Linked DNA regions of Homo sapiens: all the other regions are linked to region 1. The links are chromatin loops, found by intact Hi-C in ENCODE. Cell type or tissue: mammary epithelial cell. All regions are shown on one strand.

Region 1 (8,000 bases):
CTGACTCCTTTTTTGGATTCAGTCTGCCTGCACCCAGCTGATTAAAAAGCTTTATTGCTCACACAAAGCCTGTTTGGTGGTCACTTCACATGGACGTGCATGACAGTGCAGAACATGCAGGTTTGTTACATAGGTATACATGTGCCATGGTGATTTGCTGTACCTATCAACCCGTCATCTAGGTTTTAAGCCCCGCATACATTAGGTATTTGTCCTAATGCTCTCCCCGCCATCCCCCCACCTCCTGACAGGTCCGAGTATGTGATGTTCCCCTCCCAGGTAGCCCTTTTCTATTGGTGCAGCTGCTGGCTCTCCCCCATGCAAGCTTCTAGCTTCCTTATTTATGTTTGCAGCCCGATTTTTCAGGCTGCTCTTTGTTAGGAAAAATGATTTCTTGGGCTACTTTTTGTTAGAAGGGAAGTTCTGCTGAGAGCTCTTTTGCCCTCACTATCTGCCTAAATAATTTCTGTCTCCTGTGTTAGTTGCTCTGGTCTGAACACCTCTGGCAATTCTGTAACATAGAGTCATCTTTCCAGGAGACTCTCTCCCTTGCTGGCTTTGAGGAAACAAGTGGTCATGTTGGGAGGCCCATGTGGGCAAAATCCAGCAAGAAATGGAGATCCTCAGTCCTACAACCAGTTAGCAATTGAATGCTGCCAATGTAGCAGAACAAGCTACAGACAAAACCCCTCAGACACTGACTTAAAGAAGGAAGGGCTTTATTCAGCCAGTAGCTTTGGCAAGACTCACGTCTCCAAAAACTGAGCTCCCCTAATGAGCAATTCCTGTCCCTTTTAAGGGCTTACAACTCCAAGGAGGTCCGTGTGAGAGAGTTGTGATCGATTGAGTAAGCAGGGGGTATGTGACTGGGGGCTGCATGTACCGGTAATCAGAACAGAACAGAACAGGACAGGGATTTTCACAATGCTTTTCCATACAATGTCTGGAATCTGTAGATAACATAACTGGTTAGGTCAGGGGTCGATCTTTAACTACCAGGCCCAGGGTGTGGTGCCGGGCTGTCTGCCTGTGGATTTCATTTCTGCCTTTTAGTTTTTACTTCTTCTTTCTTTGGAGGGAGAAATTGGACATAAGACAATATGAAGGGTGGTCTACTCCCTTACCAACGCCCTGGTTTCCAAGCAGATCCTTCCCGAGTTGAGCCTCAGATGAGACAGCAACTCTGGCTGACATTTGGTTGCAGCTGCAAACCAAAAAGTATCTAAGACAGGTCTCAATCAATTTAGAATTTTATTTTGCCATGGTTAAGGATCATGATCCATGACACAGCCTCAGGAAGTCTTGAGAACACGTGCCCAGGTGGTTGGGTTATAGCTTAGTTTTATACATTTTAGGGAGACAGAAATTATAGGCAAAGACATAAATTGATACATGTAAGGTATACATTGGTTTAGCTCAGAAAGGCAGGACATCTTGAAGCCGCAGAGGGGGCTTCCAGGTCCCAGGTGGATTTAAAGATTTTCTAATTGTTGCTTATAACATAATATCTGAAACTGTGTAATTTATAAAGAAAAGGAACTTATTTCTTACAGTCATGGAAGCTGAGAAGTCCAAGGTTAAGGGGCCACATCTCGTGAGAGCCTTCTTGCTGGTGTGGACTCTCTGCAGTCTATAGAGTGCAGGGCATCACATGACAAGGGGCCATGCTAGCTCAGGTCTCTCTTCCTCTTCTTATAGGCTACTAATGCCACTCTCATAATAACCTATTAATTCATTAACCCATTAACCCATGAATGGATTAATCCATTCATCAGAGCAGAACCTGCATGACCCAATCGCCCCCTAAAGGTCCCACCTTTCTATACTGCCACATTGCCTATTAAGTTTCAACATGAATTTTGAAGGAGACAAGCATTTAAACCGTAACAACGTGGTTTCCATATTTGATATGAGAATGATTATTAAAGTTCAGGTCCTCTGTCCTGTTCTCTGTGTCCTCATCTAAAATTTGACACATTGGCCAGGCGTGGTGGCTCATGCCTGTAATCCCAGCACTTTGGGAGGCTGAGGTGGGTGGATCATTTGAGGTCAGGAGTTTGAGACGAGCCTGGCCAACATGGTAAAACCCTGTCTCTACTGAAAATACAAAAAAAATGACCTGGGCATGGTGGTGTGTGCCTGTAATCTCAGCTACTCAGGAGGGTGAGGCATGAGAATTGCTTGAACCCAGGAGGCAGAAGTTGCAGTGAGCTGAGATTGCACCACTGCACTCCAGCCTGGGTGACAGAGTGAGACCCTGCTCCAAAAAATAAATAAAATAAAATAAAATAAAATTTGACACATCACATTAAGTTAATGACAGAGACAAATTTTCTTTTTCCTTTTCCACCAAAGGAAAGCCATATGGAGTCAATTTTAGAAAATACAAACTGAAATATTAGCTATTAGTACTTTTTTTGGTAAAAGTATTGGTGGTGTGTGGGAACATATTATTGATGAGATGTTAGATGCTTGTTTTCTGGGCTCGCATGATAACCTGTGATGAGGACTCTGTGTTTTTGTCCCCAAGATCTGCTCTCTGATATTCAACCTTCTCCATCCTCCTCTGTGTCCCAGAAGGCCACCTGCATTAGTTATTTATTGATGTATGACTAATTACTCCAAAATGTAGTGGCTTAAGACAATAAAACATTTGTTATCTCATAGTCTCTTTGAGTCAAGAATCTGGGCTCAGCTTAGCCAGGTCTTTTCCCTCTGATGCGATCAAGCTACTGGACGGGGGCTGCAGTGTCATTCAAAAGCTCAACTTGGGATGAGGGTATGGGGTGATTGTTCTGCTCCCAAGCTCACTCAGATGGTGTTTGCTACTGGCAGGTAGCTTTCCCCTCAGAAAGTGATTCAAGACAGAGTGAGAGAGAAGTTGAAAATAGAAGCAACAGCCATTTTGTAACCCAATCTGAGAAGTGACAGCCATCACTTTCTGCTGTACTTCATTCATTAGAAATGAGTCACTAGGTACAGCCCACACTCAGGGGGAAGGAATTAGATGAGGGCATGAATATAAAGAAACAGGGATCATTGGTTCTTGCAACTTCTCTCTAGTAAAGGAATTGCAGTAGACTTGCATCATACACACATTTAATTTATGAAATTTTAACTATAGAAACAGGTGGAAATACAGCTCTAATTTGAGGCAGCAGCTCCATCTATGGCTCAATGGTGAAGCTGTATTTTGCAGATTTGTCCTGTTGGGTACTGAGCATCTCTGTACACACTGTAAGTATGCATACAGCTACTGCTGTACAACATTTTATGTATAAAACCACATTCACTGCATGCATAGGGGATTTAAGACATATTCAAGGTGAAACCGAGCTAACCTCAATGTTCACCTTCACTCCTAAACCTAAAGAATGCTTTCACTTGATTCAGAATTCTGGGTTGACAGTTGTTTTCCTTTCAGCACTTAAAAAATGTGCCACCAAGATACAGGTCATAAAGACTTTGCTGATGAAACAGGATGTGGTAAAGAAGCCAGCCAAACCCACCAAAACCAAGATGGCGACAAAAGTGACCTCTGGTCATGCTCATTGCTCCTTATGTGCTAATTATAATACATTAGCATGCTAAAAGATATGCCCACAAGCACCATGACAGTTTAGAAATGCCATGGCAACATCTAGCACTTACCTTATATGGTCTAAAAAGGGGAGGAACCCTCAGTTCCAGGAATTGCCCACCCCTTTCCAGGAAAATTCATGAATAATCCACCCTTTGTTTGGCATATAATCAAGAAGTAACTGTAAGTGTACTCAGTTGAGCAGCCCATGCCATTGCTCTGCCTATAGAGTAGCCATTCTTTTATTCCTTTTCTCTCTTTCTTTCTCTTTCTTCTTTCTCTTTCTTTCTTTTCTTTCTTTCTTTCTCTCTCTCCTTCCTTCCCTCCTTCCTTCCTTCCTTTCTTTCTTTCTCTCTCTCTCTCTTCCTCTTTCTTCTTTCTCTTTCTTTTCTTTCTTTCTCTCTCTCTCCTTCCTTCCCTCCTTCCTTCCTTCCTTCCTTCCTTCCTTTCTTTCTTTCTTTCTTTCTTTCTTTCTTTCTTTCTTTCTTTCTTTCTTTCTCTTTCTCTCTCTTTCTTCGTTTCTCTCTTTCTTTCTTTCTTTTCTTTTTTCCTTTCTTCCTCTCTTTCTTTCTTCTTTCTTTTTTGAGACAGTCTTGCTCTGTGGCCCAGGCTGGAGTACAGTGGCAAATCTTGACTCGCTGCAACCTCTGCCTCCTGATTCTCATGCCTTAGCCTCCCAAGTGTCTGGGATTACAGGCATGCACCACCATGCTCAGCTAATTTTTGTATTTTTTGTAGAGACAAGGTTTCCCCATGTTACCCAGGCTGCTCTCAAACTCCTGGCCTCAAGCCTTGGCCTCCCAAAGTGCTGGGATTACAAGCGTGAGCCACTGCCTTGGCCTCCCAAAGTGCTGGGATTACAGGCATGAGCCACTGCACCTGGCCTATTCCTTTTCTTTCTTAATAAATTTGCTTTCACTTAAAAAAAAAGTGCCACTTTCTTCTGGCCACTATGGTTCCTGATGAGAAATCTGCCATCATCTGAATTGTTGTTTTGGTATAAGTGATGTGTTTAGTTTTCTCTGGATGCTTTCGAGATTTTTCTTTGTGTTTGATTTTCCACAGTTGGATGATGATATGTCTGGGTGTAAATTTCCTTGGAAAGGATCCCTGACATTGTGTGAAGCATTGTGCATACATCTGCATATTCTGAGGAAGGGCCTGAAGCTTCAGTCCAGGATCACACAACTTTCAATGCATTTTCAAAGGAGTCCAGGACTCCGTGATCATTAGCAACCAGTGGTTTCTATGAAGTTATTGGAGGTGGCTGGAAGGCTTGGGGAGCTTGAGGATAACTGGCAAGATATGATCAACTAGCGCATCTGAAAGGGGTTTAAACTTCCCTGAAATTATTTGGCCACTTGTGTGGTTCAGTCTATTTGACTGGAATTTCCCTGGGTGAGGGGAGCTGAGGAGTTAAAGGTTGTAGGGACTGTGGAGGACCTTGGTGACTCCAAGGAGGCTTTTAGGATCCTTATTCTCTTAATACTCTATATCTGCCCTTCACTCATATAAATACCCATGGGAAGTGAAAACATGTGCTGGCCATACAGACACAGTTTCTGGAGAAGTCCAGGCTTCTCTTCCAGCCCTGTTGCTGCCCCAGAGATTCTGATGCCCCCACAGGGAGGGTCCAGGGAGGAGATTCTCCCCCATCATGGGAGAGGGGTGCGGCCATGTGGGGTTCCCAGGAGCCCAGCTTGAGTGCCAATACCCATCAAGAGGCTGGGCTCCATCATTCAAGAACTCCGTGGGTTGGAAGACAATGCTCAGACTTGATATAAGGAGATGCAAAATATGGACCAGAGGCAGCCCAGCCAGGGGCTCCTCAGCTAGAATGGAGTTGGTCTGGTCTCCCTTGCACATTGGGGTTTTATGGCAAAAAGACTGGGCATGTCCAACTGGCTTGTCTGCTATAAAAATCCAGAATGAGATTACAGGTTTAAATCACAGCATGTTTTTCCAACCAGTCTGGTTCTTAGTCACCCACCATCCCCGACTGGGCTGAGGAAAAGATGAGGTAGGAGATAGGTTGGCAGGACTTATTTCTCAGTCCTGAAGGGACAGAATGAAAAAACTGGCAGGAACCAGCAGATGGCAACAAAAGCAATCCTTAGCTGCCCTCATTGTGCATTAGCACAAGACATTCTCACCAGAGCCATGACAGTTTACAAATGTGTGGAAATCACCCGGAATTTACCACCATTTTCCTAGAAAATTCTAAATGACCCACCTCTCGATTTGCATTGACCTACCCCTTAATTTGCATGTAAGTGAAAGTTGGTATAAGTGGGTATAAATACAGTTGGCAACAGTCCCTACCTTGCCTGCTCTGAGCACATTACCTATGAGATAGCCCTGCTCTGCAAGGAGCAGTACTGTGCAATAAAAGATTGCTGTCTAACGCCACCAGCTCACCCTTGAATTCTTTCCTGGGCAAAGGCAAGAACCCTCCTGGACTAAGCCCCAATTTTGAGACTTGCCGGTTCTCCAGCAGAGAGGGTGCCCCTCTAATGAGGATGCATGTGTGGCTTTGCTGAGTGGTAAGTGCACTGCCCTCATCCTCAGGAGACTTGTTGAAGGTGGAGAGGCCCTTCTGTGTGACCCTCAGGGCTTCTCCCAGTTGGACCATCCTGAAGGGTCCATGTGGACTTGAGTTCAGTCTGTTCAAATTGACACCAGAATCATATTTGGTCTGCACCCAGCCAGACCTTTCTAGGTGGGAAAAAGTATAAGAAGTGAAAGCTGTCAACAGCCTGGCTTCCAGAAATGAAAGCCTCCAAATTGGTTCAAAGAGCAAATTGGAAATGCTTCAAAGTACAAGCTCTGGGTTTGAATTCTGGCTCAGCTATTTTCTAGCAGAGTGACATTTGGCAAATTACTATACCTCGCTGAGCATCTGTTTCTTCTTTTGTAAAACAGAGATTACGATATAGGTTTTTCATGGGTTATGTTACTTCACTTTATTTTATTTTTTTTGAGACAGAGTCTTGCTCTGTCACCCAGGCTGGAGTGCACTGGTGTGATCTTGGCTCACTGCAACCTCCGCCTCCTGGGTTCAAGCGATTCTCCTGCCTCAGCCTCCAGAGTAGCTGGGATTACAGGTGCCTGCCACCACACCTGGCTAATTTTTTGTATTTTTAGTAGAGATGGGGTTTTGCCATGTTGGCCAGGCTGGTCTTGAACTCCCGACCTCAGGTGATCCACCCACCTCAGCCTCCCAAAGTGCTAGGATTACAGCCATGAGCCACCGCACCTGGCCTATCATGGGTTATCATGGGTTATGTTATTAAAGGAGATCATGTATGTGGCATGCCTAGCAAAGTGCCTGGTACAGAGTAACCACTCACAGGTTAGCTGGTATTCTCATTTATAATTGCTGGTCTTGCAGCTTTTCAGTCCATGTCTACAAACAAGGTAAAATGCATCACGGCAGTCCAGGCCTTTCTGCTGGCTCTTTCCCCTGCACTAGCCCTGGAGATGCCTCAGAAGCTGGAAGCAGGACTAATGAGGCAACAGAAGGTGGTTGGGTTCTGGATGAGGGTGAAGTCGTGGGTGGGAGCATTCCCATTGTAGAAAGACTGGTGCCACGGGTGGGGAGAGATTTGGGGTCTGCCCTTCTTTTCCATTAGCATTACCTGACCAACCCCTACACTCCCCACCACCACAGGGAGCCTAAAAAACAGCAGTCAGCCTGGGCGCTGTGGCTCATGCCTGTAATCCCAGCACTTTGGGAGGCCAAGGTGGGCAGATCATGAGGTCAGGAGTTTGGGATCAGCCTGGCCAGCATGGTGAAACCCCATCTCTACTAAAAATACAAAAATTAGCTGGGTATGGTGGCAGGCGCCTGTAGTCCCAGCTACTCGGGAGGCTGAGGTAGGAGAACTGCTTGACCCCAGGAGGCAGAGGTTGCAGTGAGCCAAGATCGAGCCATTGCACTCCAGCCTGGGCAACAGAGCAAGACTCCGCCTCAAAAAACAAAAACAAAAACAAAAACAAAAACAAAACAAAAAAAACGGCAGCCAAAGCTAGGACAGGCAGTATAGCATTGAGAGTTGCTTCTGCCCTGTTGGAGGGTGAAGGGGTGTGATTAACACAGGTGCAGGGTCCTGTCCTGTCCCTAACTTTGCCTTTTAGACTCTTTCCTGTCACTTGCTGAGAGCTAGGGTGTTACAACAGAGGGATACACACACACGGGAATAAGAGAGTGCAGAGGCAGAAGTGTGGACTGGGACGCCCAAAGCTCCGCACTGTGGCTCCTTGTCCCCCAAGCTCAGCAGGGGTACAAGCCAGTGCCAGTGAATGGCCACCAAATACTTGAACAGTGTTTATAACAGTTCTCTTTCCTGTTGCTGGATATAATTAATATTTCACTTTTTTTTTGCTCCATGTACATATAAACATTCGTATCCCAAGGTGG
Region 2 (8,000 bases), 71 kb before region 1:
AGGTGCTGCCTATATGGCTCCACTGGGAGAGGGCAGATGGAAGCCGTCGCCTCATCTGTCGTGGAACGTGTGCTGTGCACCTCCTCCCTTTGCTGATCTTAATCTCTGTCCTTTTACTGTAATAAACTGTAACTGTGAGCCTAACAGCTTTCCTGAGTCTAGTGAGTCCTTCTAGCAAATGAAAGGAGGGTGGTCTTGGAGACCTATGAACTTGCACCTGCCCCCGTCGTTTTGAGGTCTGGCACAGGGAGGGAGGCTGGTCTCTTTGGAGGGGGTCTTCATCCATTGGGGTCGGGTCCAACTCTGGAGGCCCACGTCCTTGCCAGCTCCAGTCTCTCTCCCCTCTCAGTCCCGACGCTGTCACCTTGTGCCCTCTGTCTGTGGATCCTGGGAAGAGCTGTTCTCTCTGCTCACAGCTGAATAGGAGACATGCTAGAAGAGGGTTTTCAAATTTTAGCCTTGGGGCTCTTTTGAACAAAATCAAACATCTTCCCACTGAAGCCCCATGTGCAAAGAACTGCAGGCCCGTCCCCTCCTCTCTCCCTGGAAGCCAGGGCAGTGCTTCTCAAGGTGTGGCCATGGGTGGAATTGAAGGGGCGTGGGGCAGGGGGGAGAGAGCGGATATTAAAATGCAGATTCCCTGGCCCCATCACAGACCAGACTGTCTGGGGCTGCGTCTTAGCAAACTCTACAGGGGATTCCGCCCAGCAGGAAGGGTTGGGAAATGCTGCTCGAGGCACCAGGAGAAAAGACCCAGGCTCCTGAGGCCGGGCCGTGGGCATCTGAAGACGTCTGGTCTGTAGTTCGTGCAGACCCCACACCCTCCTTAGCTCCAACACTGCACTTACCCCATTAGCTGAGGCGCTGGCATGCTCTGTACCTGGGGAAATAGGAGGGGAAGTCGTCAGGAAGGAATAATGCTGGGAAGCATGGGAAGAAGACATGCCTGGGTGTCAGGGCCCTGAAAATGTCAAGTTCTGCCTCTGCTATTACATGGGGGTGCCATTTCCCTTAATGGTATACACGTGTGTCAGACAGGGATGGAGGGTGTGCTTTCTAAGGATTTAGCCATCCAGTTATTCACTTGGTTATGAAATATCCATAAATATCGAGCCTGGCTCTGGAACCAGATGGATGGGTTCAAATTCCATCTCTGTCCTTTAGGAGCTGTGTGAACTTGGACAAGTGACTTAACCTCTCTGTGTTCAGTTTCCTAGACTATTCAACAGGGGTTTATTTAGCAAATAGTAGTATTATTCAGCAAATGGTGAATGTCTACTTTGTGCCAGGTACATTCTAGGTGCTGGGGACACAGCTGTGAACAAAACAGATAAAAATGCCTGCTCTTGGCCAGGCGTGGTGGCTCACACCTATAATTCCAGCACTCTGGGAGGCTGAGGTGGGCGGATTGCTGGAGTCTAGGAGTTTGAGACCAGCTTGGGCAACACAACGAAACTCCATCTCTACTAAAAATATAAAAAATTAGCCAGGCGTGGGAGTGCACGCCTATAATCCCAGCTACTCGAGAGGCTGAGGTGGGAGAATCACCTGAGCCTGGGAGGTTGAGGCTGCAGTGAGCCAAGATCACATCACTGCACTACTCCAGTCTGGGCAACAGAGCAAGATCTTGTCTCAAAACAAAACACAAACAAACAAACAAAAAGCCTGCTCTTGTGCAGTTTATGTTAATAATAACAATAATAGTAATAATAGCAATAACAATCATAGCAAATACATACTCAGTATGTGGCTTACCATGTGCCACCTACTGTGTTAAGTGCTCTACTGTATTATTAGGTACCATCACCCCATTTTACAGATGAGGAAACTGAGTCATACAGCTTAAGCTATTTGCCTATGGTGACATCACTAATCAAGCAGTAGCTTTAGGGCCCAGATACAGGCAGTCTGGCTCTGGAGCTGACACATTGAATCACTCAGCAAACACTTCCTCGAGTGCCTCTTTTATGCCCGGCCCAGTGGTAGGCGGTCCTGGGGACACAGTCATGACAGTGACAGCCTCAGGTCTGCTATCTTGGGGCTCACAGTCCACTGGGGATGACAAACAAGTCCCCCACGGTGATGACCCAGAATGGGCAAGGCTGGAGTGGGAGAGCCTAGTGGATGCTTGGCTCATGCTTGGGGGTCAGGGAGGGCTTCCTGGACGAGGCAGTATCCGCCTGGGTTGTAAGGGAGCAGCTTTGTTTAGTGGTTGAAGGAAAAGCTTGGTAGTCAAAGATCTGGCTTCTTCTCCCCAACAACCATGTCCAGCTGTTTGACCATTGGCAGGTAACTTCATCTCTCAAAGCAAATACTTCCTCCTCTGTAACATGGGGCTCACGGGAGAACCACTTTGCTGGGTGGTTGTGGGCATTCAAGGAGATTGTACAGGCCAGGTGTGGTGGCTCATGCCTGTAATCCCAGCACTTTGGGAGGCTGAGGCGGGTGGATCACAGGAGACCAGGGGTTTGAGACCAGCCTGGCCAACATGGCGAAACGCTGTCTCTCCTAAAAATACAAAAATTGCTGGGCATAGTAGTGCGTGCCTGTAATCCCCGCTCCTTGGGAGGCTGAGGCATGAGAATCGCTTGAACCTGGGAGGTGAAGGCTACAGTGAGCCGAGATCGCACCACTGCACTCCAGCCTGGGCGACAGTGAGAGCCTGTCTCAAAAATAAATAAATAAATACATAAATAATAAAAAAAATTAAAAATTAAAATCGAGGGGGTTATACATACAAAGTGGCATGTAGACAGTGCTCAGCAAAGCATCGTTCCTCTGATTACAGAATGAGCTGGCACACTTCTCCAGAAGGAGCCATGGGAGGGTGCTCCAGGCAGGGGAACGGCCTGTGCAAATCTCTTGAGGTGTGAAAGCATCAGACCCTTTTAGAGCTGAGGATCAGAGGTGCCAGTTCCTGCCACCTCCTCCTAGGAGTCACTCCTGAACAAGGCAGATGGAGTAAGGCTGAGGGCTTAAGCATTATTTCACCCTCCATCCATCTGGCAGGGACTCCCACATCACCTGAATTAAATTCCAAAGTCCCTACCATGGCATTAAGACCCTATACGCTCTTCTCCCACTCTGTAAATAATATTTGTAAATGTAATCAATGAACCAGTGAACAAGGCTCCCTGGCTCTGCACCCTCATCAGTCAAATGGGGGAAACCTCATGGCAGTGGGGTGAGGATTCAGTGAGAGGCACACTGGAAGGACTCAGCACAGAGCCCGTAGTAGGTGCTCAATTACGGCAGCTCTGGTGATGCTCACTCGAGGGACACAGATGACAGTGCCAAAGGACCTCACGGGAACATTTGGACCAATAGAAATAAATCCCGATCCCCAGCAGGATCAGAAAAACCAGGATTCCCAGAACCAGGAAGATGATGGCGTTACGGGACATGCCTGAGTGCTCACTGGGAGGTCCCTCTGAAAGAGAAGGAAACAGGTATTTAGGTAAGGAAACTCTTGGGGTTTATCCCTCATTCTTGAAATGGCATCTTGAATTTCCTTAGGGAGCCACCACTCCACTGCCTCAGTCTATTTAATTCAGGTGGAATGGATCCCACCCTCTGGTGCCCAGAATGGGACTTTGACACAGGCCTGGCCAATCAGAATATTCCATTCTCCCTGGCTGCTATGATTGGTTCATAGGTGGGCTGTGGCCTAAGCTGGGCCAATGAGAGCCAGCCCTGGGACTATGGCTACAGTTACTGAAAGTGGTATGTTTTTTCTCCTGCTGTTGCCATTCTGGTAGAATGTGAGCCTGTCCCTGCCGAGGGCCATCTTGCTTCAGAGCCTGCCTGAGAATAAAGCCAGTATAACGAAAAGCAGAGACAAGAGATGTATAAAATAAAAGTTCCTGGGTTACAAGGTTGGAGCCCCTGGATCTAACCATACCTGAAGGTGAATTTTCAATAAAGTCCTGTTTTGTTTGGTTTTTTTTGCTTAGACTACTTTGTGTTTCTGTCAATTGCAATTGATAGAGGTCTGCCTAATATATTTGGAAAGGCCTGAGTCCCTGAGAGAGAGGGATTCCACATCTATCCCAACCTGTGTGTGTGGAGGGAGTGTATCCAGGCAGCTGAACAACGGTACCAGTGATATAGGTATGGAGTTAACAGGGGAGTAAAGCTGGCCCCACTGGTCCTTTTGTGAGAAGGCTTAGGAGAAGGATGGGAGCCAGAGAGCATTAGACAGGGAACCCTGCCTCGACCTCTTCCTTTGGTCCCTGTTCTTCCCACCCAGGGAGTTCCTCACCTTTGACCTGGACGGTCAGTTCTGCCTGGCGAGCTCCTAGGGCATTGGTGACGTTGCAGATTAAAGTTGTGTTGATTGGTTTGTCCACAGGACGGATCAGGAGCTGGGCGCCCTGGGCCACAGCAAAGGGTGGCAGGGGACCCATGGTCCTGGGAGAGACAGAAAGGTGAGGAGGTGGCCTCTGCTGCAGGTCCGGAGTGACAGTGATTGAGCACGCACTACGTGCCCAGAAACCCTCACGCCCTCTATAGCATAAGCGGAGAGCAACTCTGGAGGCCCCCCAACTCTTCCCTTCCTCTCATGCCCACACCCAACCCATTAGCCAATCATGTCGGCCCCGCCTTAAGATCCATCCAGAATCCCACCTCTCCTCAGGGCTTCCACGGTACCTCCCTGCTCTGGCGCTGTGCATCCCGGCCCCCAGCAGCCGCCTCCACGCTGGGCTCCGTTTCTGCCCTCGCCCCCTCGTCTGTTCCCCACATGGCCACCAGAGGTCGCCTGTGAACCCTAAGTCAGTTCCCATACCTCAGCTCAGTACCCTCTGGGGGCCTAGCCTGGCTCAGAGTTAAACCGAAGTCTTCTGGTGTCACAGGCCCCACGTGATCTGGCCCCTGCTACCTCTGCCCACGTTTTCCATTACTCTCCCCTTTGCTCCCGCCTCTGCATCCACAGTGGCCTCTTTGTTGGTCCTCAAACTCTCCAGTTAGGTGTCCAGGGTGTTTGCTTATGCAGGGACTGATGGATAGAAATGGGTTTGCCCATGCTGTTCCCTCTGCTGGAATGCTTTCCCCCTAGGCACCCGCAGAGCTCACCCTCATCTCCTTCAGGCCTCTGCTGGGATGTCACCTTAGTAACACCTCACTTGGCCACCCTATTTCAACTGTGATGATCACCCTTCCCATCCCCTTCTCTTTAATTTATTTAATTATTATTTTTTTGAGACAGCGTCTCACTCTGTCACCCAGGCTGGAGTGCAGTGGCACCATCTTGACTCACTGCAACCTCCACCTCCTGGGTGCATGGAATCTTCCCACCTCAGCCTCCTGAGTAGCTGGGACTACAGGTGCATGCCACCACACCCGGCCAATTTTTGTATCTTTTTTGGTAGAGATGGGGTTTCGCCATGTTGGCCAGGCTGGTCTTGAACTCCTAGCCTCAAGTGATCCTCCCATCTCTGCCTCCCAAAGTGCTGGGATTACAGGTATGAGTCATGGCGCCCAGTCCCATTCCCTTCTCTGCTTTGTCTTCTCCATGGTATTTATCACCATTGCACACACACTACACACTTTATCTTGCTTCTTGTTTCTTTCACCACTAGAATGGAAGCTCTATATGGGGAGGAAATTTGGTCTGTTTTATCGACCAACGTATGTTGGTTAATTGCACCCGGCACACAGTAAGTAGTCAAGGAACACTGGTTTAATGAACAGAGGTGGAGGAGATGGAAGCATCAGGCTTTGGGTGCTCCGCAGAGCTGGGATGCAAACGCAGCTATCTGGCTCAAGAGCCTGAATTGCGGTGCTTTGAGGCAGGACAGTAAAGGCACCATCACACCAGTTGAAAACCTTTGACCGGCAATTCCTTCCACGGACAACTGCTGACAAGTGACCAGTGGGGATGGACACCACCATGGCATTTGCAGAGTTGAAAATGGAAAATGACATCTGTGTCCTCTACTAGGGACTGGTTAAATAACTGATGACATCCACATATGTTGGAATCCCTTCCCTGCCCTTTGGGAGGCCCAGGTGAGATGACTGCTTGAGTACAGGAGTTCAAGACCAGCCTGGGCAACATAGTGAGATCCTGTCTCTATTCTTTGAATTTTTTTTTTAAAGTGGTGGAATCCCAGCAACACTAAAAAAGGGGCCAGGTTAGCCAGGCGTGGTGGTGTGTGCCTGTAGTCCCAGCTATCTGGGAGGCTGAAGCTGGAGGATCGCTTGAGCCCAGGAATTCAAGGCTGCAGTGAGCTGTGATTGTGCCACGGCACTACAGCCTGAGCAACAGAGTGAGGCCCTGCCTCAAAAAAAAAAAAAAAAAAAAAAAAGCAGGAGAGCTGGGGGTGCTCTGAAATGCATAATATGATTGATGGATGAATAGAGGGACTGAAGGAATCACAGAAACGTGATAAAGCAAGCACAGTAAAATGTTAGCAGGGGAATCCACGTGGTGGAATCTTAAGTGTTCACTGGAAAATTCCTATGATTTTTCTGTATGTTTGACAGTCTTCCTAATACAACGTGGGGGAAAATGGAGTTGTGGATCTATGTGCTTTGACATGGAAAGGTATTCACAAGACAGACGAAAAGGTTCAAAATTATATGTACAGCATAATTCCAGTCTTTGTTTAGAAACAGAGAGAAAAAAGACAGGATGTATAATAAGGGGTCACTGGGTATTTCTGGAGGTGGCTGGGTACACTTGAACTATAGGCACTACTTTCTTCTTTTTGCTCATAACTAAATTGTTTGATATTTCTACAGTGGACACAAGTTATTTTTGTAATAAGGAAAAAGACCTAAGGCTGGGCGAGGTGGCTCACGCCTGTAATCCCAGCACTTTAGGAGGCTGAGGTGGGTTGATTGCTTGAGCCCAGGAGTTGCAGACCAGCCTGGGCAATGTGGCAAAACCCTGTCTCTGCAAAAAAAATACAACAAAATTAGCTGAGTGTGGTGGCGTGTGCCTGTAGTCCCAGCTACTCAGGAGGCTGAGGTGGGAGGATCACCTGAGCCCAGGGAGGTCCAGGCTGCAGTGAGCTATGATCACGCCACTGCACTCCAGCCTCGGCAACAGAGCCCCTTCTTTAAAAAAAAAGGGCGGTTCAGTAAAATTATGTAATTTATGTAAAATTATGTATTATAAAATTATGTATTATCTCTTTGCCTTTTTCTTACCTTGCTCTTGATCTCAGCCTCAGTGTGAATCTGGGGAAATCTTATTGCTGTGAGCCTCAACTTTCTCATCTAGACAATGGGGATATATAGTACTTGCTCCATCCAGAGATAACCAAGTAGGTTACACAAGGTGACGGTGAGGTGGTTACAGTCTAGAGTGGGGGTGTCCAATCTTTTGGCTTCCCCGGGCCACATTGGAAGAAGAAGAACTGTCCTGGGCCATACATAAAATACACTAACACTAACAATAGCTAATGAGCTAAAAAAATTCGCAAAAAAAAAGTCTCATAATGTTTTAAGAAAGTTTACAAATGATGTGGCCTGCAGGTTAGACAAGCTTGGCCAAGAGGCGGAGGACCAGCTTTGGAGCCGAGCGCTGATTCAAGGGCCGCTTCTGCCCTCTCGTGGCTGGTCTTTAACCTGGGCAGGGCAACAGCTGCTGACTGTGCACAGCATGGGGTCACATGGGATTCGGGGGAAGTACCGGGCACAGAGCAGGCACACCCCAAAAAGCAGGTGCATCCACCAGCCAGGATTCAACCACCTGCTAAACGCCTCAACCGCAAAACAGAGATGTCAAAACAGAGATGCCCCCCACTGGGGGCCCGAAGTCAACCTCCTCTTTTTCTCTTTTCTGAATCTCCCTCCTCTCTTAGACCAGGAGTCCAGGCCCCAGTCTGTCCTGCCTCAGACCCAGGGGTCCAGGCTCCCAGCTTCTCCTCCCTCAGACCCAGGGGTCCAGACCCCCCAGCCCCTCCTCCCTCAGACCCAGGGGTCCAGGCCCAGCCCCTCCTCTCTCAGTCCCAGGGGTCCAGACCCCCAGCCCCTCTTCCCTCAGACCCAGG
Region 3 (8,000 bases), 180 kb before region 1:
CTGGGCACAGTTGCTCATGCCTGTAATCCCAGCACTTTTGGAGGCTGAGGTGGGTGGATCACTTGAGGTTAGAAGTTGGAGACTAGCCTGGCCAACATGGCAAAACCCCCTTTCTCAAAATACAAAAATTAGCTGGGCATGGTGTTGCGTGCCTGCAGTCCCAGCTACTCAGGAGGCTGAGGCGGGAGAATCGCTTGAATCCAGGAGGCAGAGGTTGCAGTGAGCCAACACTGCAGCACTGCACTCCAGCCTGGGTGACAGAGTGAGACTCCATCTCAAAAATAAATAAATAAAAATAAATAAATAAATAATTAAAATAATACAAAAATTAGCTGGGCATAGTGGTGTGCCTGTAATCCCAGTTACTTGTGAGGCAGAGGTAGGAGAATCGCTTGAACCCGGCGGGGGGAAGAGGTTGCAGTGAGCTGAGATCATGCTGCTGCACTACAGCCTGGGCGACAGAGCGAGACTGTCTCAAAAAACAAAACAAAACAAAACAAAACAAAACAAAAAACAAAACAGGATGAAAACCCATTAGCCTGAAAAAGTTCAAAGTGTTGACTGGCAAGTATTGGCAAGGAGCTGCTCTGAGTGCAAATGGACAAACTACATTGCAGAGCAATTTGGCAGCATCCACGAGACCTTTGGACAAATGGACAGGTCATTTGTCCAGTTACCTCTTTCAGAGCTGTGGCTTGTAAACACTTTTGCTGGACATTAATACAGCTATAGACACCTGAAGCAAAAGTTTCACAGAAGAGCTCTCACTCCGACTATGAGCATGCACTCTAATAGCTTCTATTTAATTCCATTTCATTAAAGGAAAAATTGTTTATAACCCACTAAATTGATTTCACAACCCACTAATGGATCTTGTTTGGCCGTTTGAAAGATACTGCCCTAAGAAACTCCAAGAGACATGTTCAGGGATGTTAATTGCATTCTTGTTGGAAGTGGAGGAAATTGGCAACAAGGTGGGTGTTCACCACCAGCAGCCTGACATAAATTGTGGTGTACTCTCACAATAAACTCTTGCGCAGCAATTAAGGTGAATGAACTGGACACAAATACCAACAGTGTGTGTCATAAACACATAATAATGAGTGGCCTGGGTTGAATCATTCCCCTCCCCACCAAGTTCATGTTCACTGGAATTTATGAATGTGACCCTATATGGAAATAAGGTCTTTGCAAATGTAATCAGATCAGGATAAGTTTCTACTGGATTAGGGTGGGTCCTAAATCTGACTGATATCCTTATGAAAAGGAAATTTGGATACAGTTACAGGTGCACACACACACACACACACACACACACACACACACAACATATGACGATGGCGGCAGAGAGATTGGAGTGATGCATCTATAAGCCAAACAACACCAAAGATTACCAGTGAACACCACAAGCTGGAAGAGGGGTGGTGCTCACGCCTGTAATCCTGTCACTTTGGGAGGCTGATGTGGGAGGATCGGTTGAAGCCAGGAGTTTGAGACCAACCTGGCAACATAGCAAGGCCCTGTCTCTACAAACAAAAACAAAAACAAAACAAAGCAAAACCAAAAAACCAAAAATGGTTGGGTGCAGTGGCTCACGCATGTAATCCCAGCACTTTGGGAGGCCAAGGCAGGCGGATCATGAGCTCAGGAGTTCGAGACCAGCCTGACCAACATGGTGAAACCCCATCTCTATGAAAAATACAAAACTTAGCTGGGTATGGTGGCACGCACCTGTAATCGTAGCTACTCAGGAAGCTGAGGCAGGAGAATCGCTTGAACCCAGGAGTCGGAGGCTGCAGTGAGCCAAGATCATGCCACTGCACTCCAGCCTGGGCGACAGCGCGAGACTCCGTCTGAAAAAGACAAAAACAAAGAACAACAACAACAAAAAAAAACTGGGCATGCTGGGATGCTGCCTGTGGTCCCAGCTACTCGGGAGGCTGAGGTGGGAGGATTGCTGGAGCCCAGGAGTTTGAGGCTTCAGTGAGCTATGATTGTGTTGCTGTACTCCAGCCTGGATGACCCAGTGAGATCTTGTCTAAAAAAGAAAAAAAATCTGCAACTATATGAACTCTTTTCCTAGATTTGACAGGTTTTTTTGTATCCACTTTGCAACTATAATAACTCTTTTTCCAGATTTGACTCAAAGTGGATACAAATGAAGTGAATGACATGAAAAGATGCTCCACAATGTGATCCACTAAGGAAATGAACATCAAAACCACAGTGAATGCTGCTTCACACCCACTACGATGACTGTCATAAACAAGACAGACAATCACAAGTGTTGGCAAGGATATGGAGAAATAATTGGAACCCTCTACGCTGTTGGTGGGAATGTAAAATGGTGCAGCTGCTTTGGAAAACAGTTTGGCAGCTCCCCAAAATGTTAAACACAGGGCTAGAGCATTCCTACGTATATATATATCCCAGAGAATTGGAAGCATATATCTACCCAAAGACTTGTGGAAACAACCTAAATGTCCATCAGTTGAAGAATGGATAATCAAAATGTGGTCTGCTCATACAACGGAAAATTCTTTGGCCATTAAAAGGAATGATTTTTTGTTTGTTTGTTTGTTTTGAGATAGGGTCTTGTGCTGTCTCCCAGAGTGGAGCGCAGTGGCACAATCTCAGCTCACTGCATCTTCGATCTTCCGGGCTCAAGCAATCCTCCTGCCTCAGCCTCCTGAGTAGCTGGGACCACAGGTGCATGTCACTCCCTGCTAATAGGAATGAAGTATCTCAAAAAAAACATAATGCTAAGTGAAAGAAGCCAGTCACTGGCCAGCCTGGGCAGATCACAGCTGTAATCCCAGCACTTTGGGAGGCCAGGGCAGGCAGATCACCTGAGGTCAGGAGTTCGAGACCAGCCTGGGCAACATGGTAAAACCCCCTCTCTACTAAAAAACAAAAATTAGCCAGCCGCAGTGAGATGCGCCTGTAATCCCAGCTACTCGGGAGGCTAAGGCAGGAGAATCTCTTGATCCCGGGAGGTGGAGGTTTCAGTGAGCTGAGATAGTGCCGTTGCACTCCAACTTGGGTGACAGAGCAAGATTCCATCTCAAAAAAAAAAAAAAAGGTGGGGGGGCCGGCCGCAGTAGCTCACGCCTGTAATCCCAGCACTTTGGGAGGCAGAGGCGGGTGGATCACGAGGTCAGGAGAACAAGACCATCCTGGCTAACACGGTGAAACCCCGTGTTACTACGTCTTACCGTGTTACCCACGTCTCTACTAAATATACAAAAAATTAGCCGGGCCTGGTGGCGGGCGCCTGTAGTCCCAGCTAGTCTGGAGGCTGAGGCAGAGAATGGCGTGAACTCGGGAGGCGGAGCTTGCATTGAGCTGAGATCGCGCCACTGCACTCCAGCCTGGGCGACGGTGCGAGACTCCATCTCAAAAAAAAAAAAAAAAAAAAAAAAAAGCTACAAGAGAATAATTGTGATGTTCTAAACACAAAGAAAAGATAAACGAGGTGATGGATATCCCAGTTACCCTGATTTCATCATTGCACATTGTATACATGTATCAAAACATCACATGTACCCCCACAATATGTACAACTATGTTATGTCCAAAAATACAAAAAAGGGAGAGTATGTTATGGGTTGTCTAGAGCTGGAAGGGTGTTGAGGGGAAATAGGGAGTGACTACTAATGGGTATGAGGTTTCTTTTTGGGGTGAACAACTGTTTTAAAATAGAATCTGGTGAGGCAGGCATGGTGGCTCACGCCTGTAATCCCAGCACTTTGGGATGCTGAGGCAGGTGGATTGCTTGAGCTCAGGAGTTCGAGACTAGCCTGGGCAACACAGTGAAACCCTGTCTCTACTAAAGTATAAAAAATTAGCCGGGCATGGCGGCATGCACCTGTAATCCTAGCTACTCGGGAGGCTGAGACAGGAGAATGGCATGAACCTGGGAGGCAGAGGTTGCAGTGAGCTGAGACTGAACCATTGCACTCCAGCCTGGGCGACAGAGCTAGACTCCATCTCAAAAAAAAAAAAAAAAAAAAAAGTCTGGTGATAATTGCACTATTTTGTGAATATACTAAAGTCACTGAATTGTACACTTTTTAAAATTTTATTTTTATTTTTATAGAGACGAGGTCTCTCTGTGTTGCCCAGGCTGGTCTTGAACTCCTGAGTTCAAGTAATTCTCCCACCTCGGCCTCCCAAAGTGGTGGGATTACAGGCATGAGCCACTGCGCCCGGCCAGAATTGTACACTTTAAAGAGGTAAATTGTATGGTATACACATTATATCTCAATAAAACAGTTAGGCTGGATGAAAAAGCCAAATACCGCTCATTCTTACTTGTAAGTGGGAGCTAAACGTTGAGTACTCAGGGACATAAAGATGGCAACAATAGAAACTGGGGACTGCTAAAGTGGGGAGGGAAGAAGGGAGGGGGCAAGGGTTGAAAAACTGTTGGGTACTATGCTCAGTACCTGGGTGACGGGATCAGTCGTACCCCAAACCTCAGCATCATGCAATATACCCAGGTAACAAGCCTGCACATGTACTCCCTGAATCTAAAATGAAAGTTGAAAAAAATAAAACGAAATAAAGCTATTGAATAAAAAGTGGAGACCTGAGGATAGCCACAAGAGGGCGCTCTGAGCACAGAGTTACCACCTCCCTTGGGAACGGAGTTTCTCGGCCACGCCTCAAACTATGGCCATACCTTCGAGGCCCTGGCCACGCCTCTGGGACTGTGGTCCCACCCCCAAGGGCCTAGCCCCACCCCTACACCTTAACCACACCCTCAGGTCCTGGTCACACCCTCAAAGCAGTGTCTGAAGCAGCCCATTCACGCCCCCAGCTCCCCAGACTCTGACCACAAATGCATGCACAGACTTAGAGATACTCGGAAACACAGAACCTTAAACCATAGACTTTTCTTTTCTTTTTTTTTTTTTTTGAGACTGAGTCTCGCTCTGTCGCCCAGGCTGGAGTGCAGTAGCGCGAACTCTAGTCACTGCAACCTCCGCCTCCCGGGTTCAAGCGATTCTCGTGCCTCACGCTCCCGAGTAGCTGGTATTACAGGCGCATCTCACCACACCTGGCTAATTTTTTGTATTTTTAGTAGAGACGGAGTTTCACCATGTTGGCCAGGCTGGTCTCGAACTCCTGACTTCAAGTGATCTGCCCGCCTCGGCCTCCCAAAGTGCTGGGATTACAGGCGAGAGCCACCGCGCCTGGCCAAAATCACAGACTCTTAAACCATGACTTTTACTTTGAAATCATTTGTTTTTCTTTTGAAATTATTTTAAAGTTACAGAGAAGTTGCAAGAATAGTTTCAGACATTACGTCCCTTTGCCTCTAAATGCTTCAGTTGCATTTCCAAGTGTAAGGACGTTCTCTTACACCACCACAGTACAGAGGAGCAGTGTACATTTCTCAGTGACAGTAGTATCCAACAGTGCAGCCTGTATGCAAATTGCCAGCTGTCCCCAAACTATCTGTCATAGCAAAAAGTTTTCATCTCTTCGGTTTCCTTCAGTCTGGTACGGTTCCTTGGCCTTTCTTTGTTTTTCATGGAATTGACATTTTTGAAGATTATAGGCTAGTTCTTTTGGAGAAGGTCTCCTTGATTTGGGTTTGTGTGATGTTTCCTTGTGATTAGATTCTGGTGGCAGGAGTGTTACAGAAGTGATGCTGTGTCCTTCTCTGTACATGATATCAGGAGGCACACGATGCTGGTTGTCCCAAGAATGCTGACAGATTTGGTCGGTTGGTTATGGTGAATCATGGAATCCCAGACCTATCGATTCACCAAGTCAGTCTCTTCCATCCCTGGGCCACAGTTTCCCTTTCTATAAAGTAAAAGTCTGGCTTATGTGAAGGTCTGAAAACACACTTAAAGAACAGATGTGTTCGGCTGCGCGGTGGCTCATGCCTATAATCCCAGCACTTTGGGAGGCCGAGGCGGGCGGATCATGAAGTCAGGAGATCGAGACCATCCTGGCTAACACGGTGAAACCCCATCTCTACTAAAAATATAAAAAATTATCCGGGCGTGGTGGCGGGCGCCTGTAGTCCCAGCTACTTGGGAGGCTGAGGCAGGGGAATGGCATGAACCCAGGAGGCGGAGCTTGCAGTGAGCTGAGATCACGCCACTGCACTCCAGCCTGGGCGACAGAGCGAGACTCCGTCTCAAAAAACAAACAAACAATGAAAAAAAGAAAAGATGTGTTCTGTTTACCTCTCACACTCTTTTTTTTTCTTTTTGTTTTTTGAGACAGTCTCCCTCTGTCGCCCAGGCTGGAGTGCAGTGGCTGAATCACAGCTCACTGCAACCTCTGCCTCTGGGTTCAAGCAATCCTTCTACCTCAGCCTCTCAAGTTGGTGGGTGCCACCATACCTGGCTAATTTTTGTAGAGATGGGATTTTGCCATGTTGCCCAGGCTGGTCTTGAACTCCTGGCCAATCCACTCACCTTGGCCTCCCAAAGTGCTGGGATTACAGGTGTAAGCCACCGTCCCCTGACTCTGTGTGTGTGTGTTTGAGGCAAAGTCTCTCGCTGTCACTCAGGCTGGAGTGCAGTGGCATGGTCACAGCTCACTGCAGCCTCAACCTCCTGGGCTTAAGCGATCCTCCCACCTCAGCCTTCTGAGTATCTGGGACTGCAGGCACGTGCCACCATGTTCGGGGTTAGAGCCGGGGTCTACCCATGTTGCCCAGGATGGTCTTGAACTCCAGGGCTCAGTCTGTCCTCCCACCTCAGCCTCCCAAAGGGTTGGGATTACAGGTGTGAGCCACTGTGCCCGGCCAATGCTCTTAAAGTCACTTTTTGGAATGTCCCAGGCATTTAGAATCTGGCAGATTTCACACACGCATCTAGGAGAGATGTCCTCTGTCTTTCTGGGTTTACTCAATGTGGTGAGGACAAGCGAGTGGAGCCCCGAGAAATGCATTGAAGGTATGACTTCTGGCGTTAGAGCTGTCCCCGGAATGCTGGGACTGTCACCCATGAGGAGCTTTGGAAGTTGAGGGGTGAGTGATTGAATTATTATTATTATTTTTCTGTCACCCAGGCTGGAGTGCAGTGGCACGATCTTGGCTCACTGCAACCTCCCCCTCCCAGGTTCAAGCAATCCTCCCACTTCAGTCTCCCTAGTAGCTGGGACTACAGATGTGTGCCACCATATCCAGCACATTTTTGTATTTTTAGAACAGACGGGGTTTCACCATGTTGGCCAGGCTATGAGTGCTTAATTCTGTGAAGGCTGGGAGGCTGGAGACCCCAAGCAGGACCCTTCCTCCATCTTTGGAGTCTGCCTTTCTCCAGCGGAAGGGGGAAGACTGTGGAAGGACATGTGCCTAGTCCCAAGGTCTAGGAGGCTGAGTGGGGATTTCCATGTGTACAGAGGCCAGATCCCTTGTTTTAGAGAAGTTACTTATAAAGTTCAGTGCTGGGTTCAGCTCTCAAGCCCCGGGACGGTTTCTCATACACGAAAAGCCACATCACCCACAGCCTAGACCCACAAGCACAAGAGGACTTCCAACACACTCCAGACTGATGATGGGCCAGGTCCTGGGCTAAGTGCCTGACACTCACACTCTCATTAAATGCCCAACAACCCATCAACCCCAAGGGGTCGGGGGGATTCCCTTCTTACAGGTGAGGAAACTGAGGCTCAGTGTGGTGAAGTCACTTCACCTTGAGTCATTTAGTCATTTGGTGGCAGAGCCCTGGTTGTGACAGATACATGTGCGGCCCCTCAATAACCATTCTCTCCTCTTCCTTTTGTAGCAGAACCCCTGAATTTTGGCTGGGTACATGCTGCCCAGATAAAACCACATTTCCCAGCCTCTGTTGTGATAGGTGTGGTCATGTGACTAAATTCTGGCCAAATAGGATGTGATGTGTATGATGTGTATGACTTCTGGGTTGTAGCTTTAAAGGTAGGGGCATGCGATTGACTTTTGTTTCTTCTTCCCAGTGGTTGGAATGTGGATGTGATGGTGGGAGCTGGAGCAGCCATTTTGGACCACA

The links. A loop is a pair of places that touch in the nucleus more often than their neighbours do. Peaks named below come from ENCODE experiments on the same cell type or tissue, not always from the same donor. Only the 100,000 strongest peaks of a DNase experiment are listed, where the experiment ranks them.
Region 2: it touches region 1 in a loop (9-fold over the local background); 102 of 110 quality-filtered maps call a loop at or near these places.
Region 3: a loop joins it to region 1, with 13 times the contacts of the local background. A loop is called at or near these places in 33 of 110 quality-filtered maps.

The regions. Positions count from the first base shown.
Region 1 is chr19:44,583,599-44,591,598 of GRCh38, reverse strand. No RefSeq gene overlaps it. Among named protein-coding and RNA genes, the nearest start is that of IGSF23, 26 kb to the left of the region's middle. RefSeq lists an enhancer at 1,649-2,148. In mammary epithelial cell, CTCF peaks have their summits at 3,171 and 5,674 (motif pointing right); DNase peaks (open chromatin) are centred at 3,018, 3,558 and 5,608; H3K27ac peaks cover 1,725 bases.
Region 2 is chr19:44,654,172-44,662,171 of GRCh38, reverse strand. It overlaps PVR (PVR cell adhesion molecule), which reads right to left. Exons shown (of 8, transcript NM_006505.5): 5 at 4,262-4,410; 6 at 3,272-3,430; 7 at 849-880; 8 at 1-432. The coding sequence ends at 361. Among named protein-coding and RNA genes, the nearest start is that of MIR4531, 4.4 kb to the right of the region's middle. RefSeq lists a silencer at 5,434-5,634 and an enhancer at 7,410-7,469. In mammary epithelial cell, CTCF peaks have their summits at 4,751 (motif pointing right) and 7,557 (motif pointing left); a DNase peak (open chromatin) is centred at 7,581.
Region 3 is chr19:44,767,458-44,775,457 of GRCh38, reverse strand. No RefSeq gene overlaps it. Among named protein-coding and RNA genes, the nearest start is that of CBLC, 6.4 kb to the left of the region's middle. In mammary epithelial cell, a CTCF peak has its summit at 4,617 (motif pointing right); DNase peaks (open chromatin) are centred at 1,067 and 4,717; H3K27ac peaks cover 2,913 bases.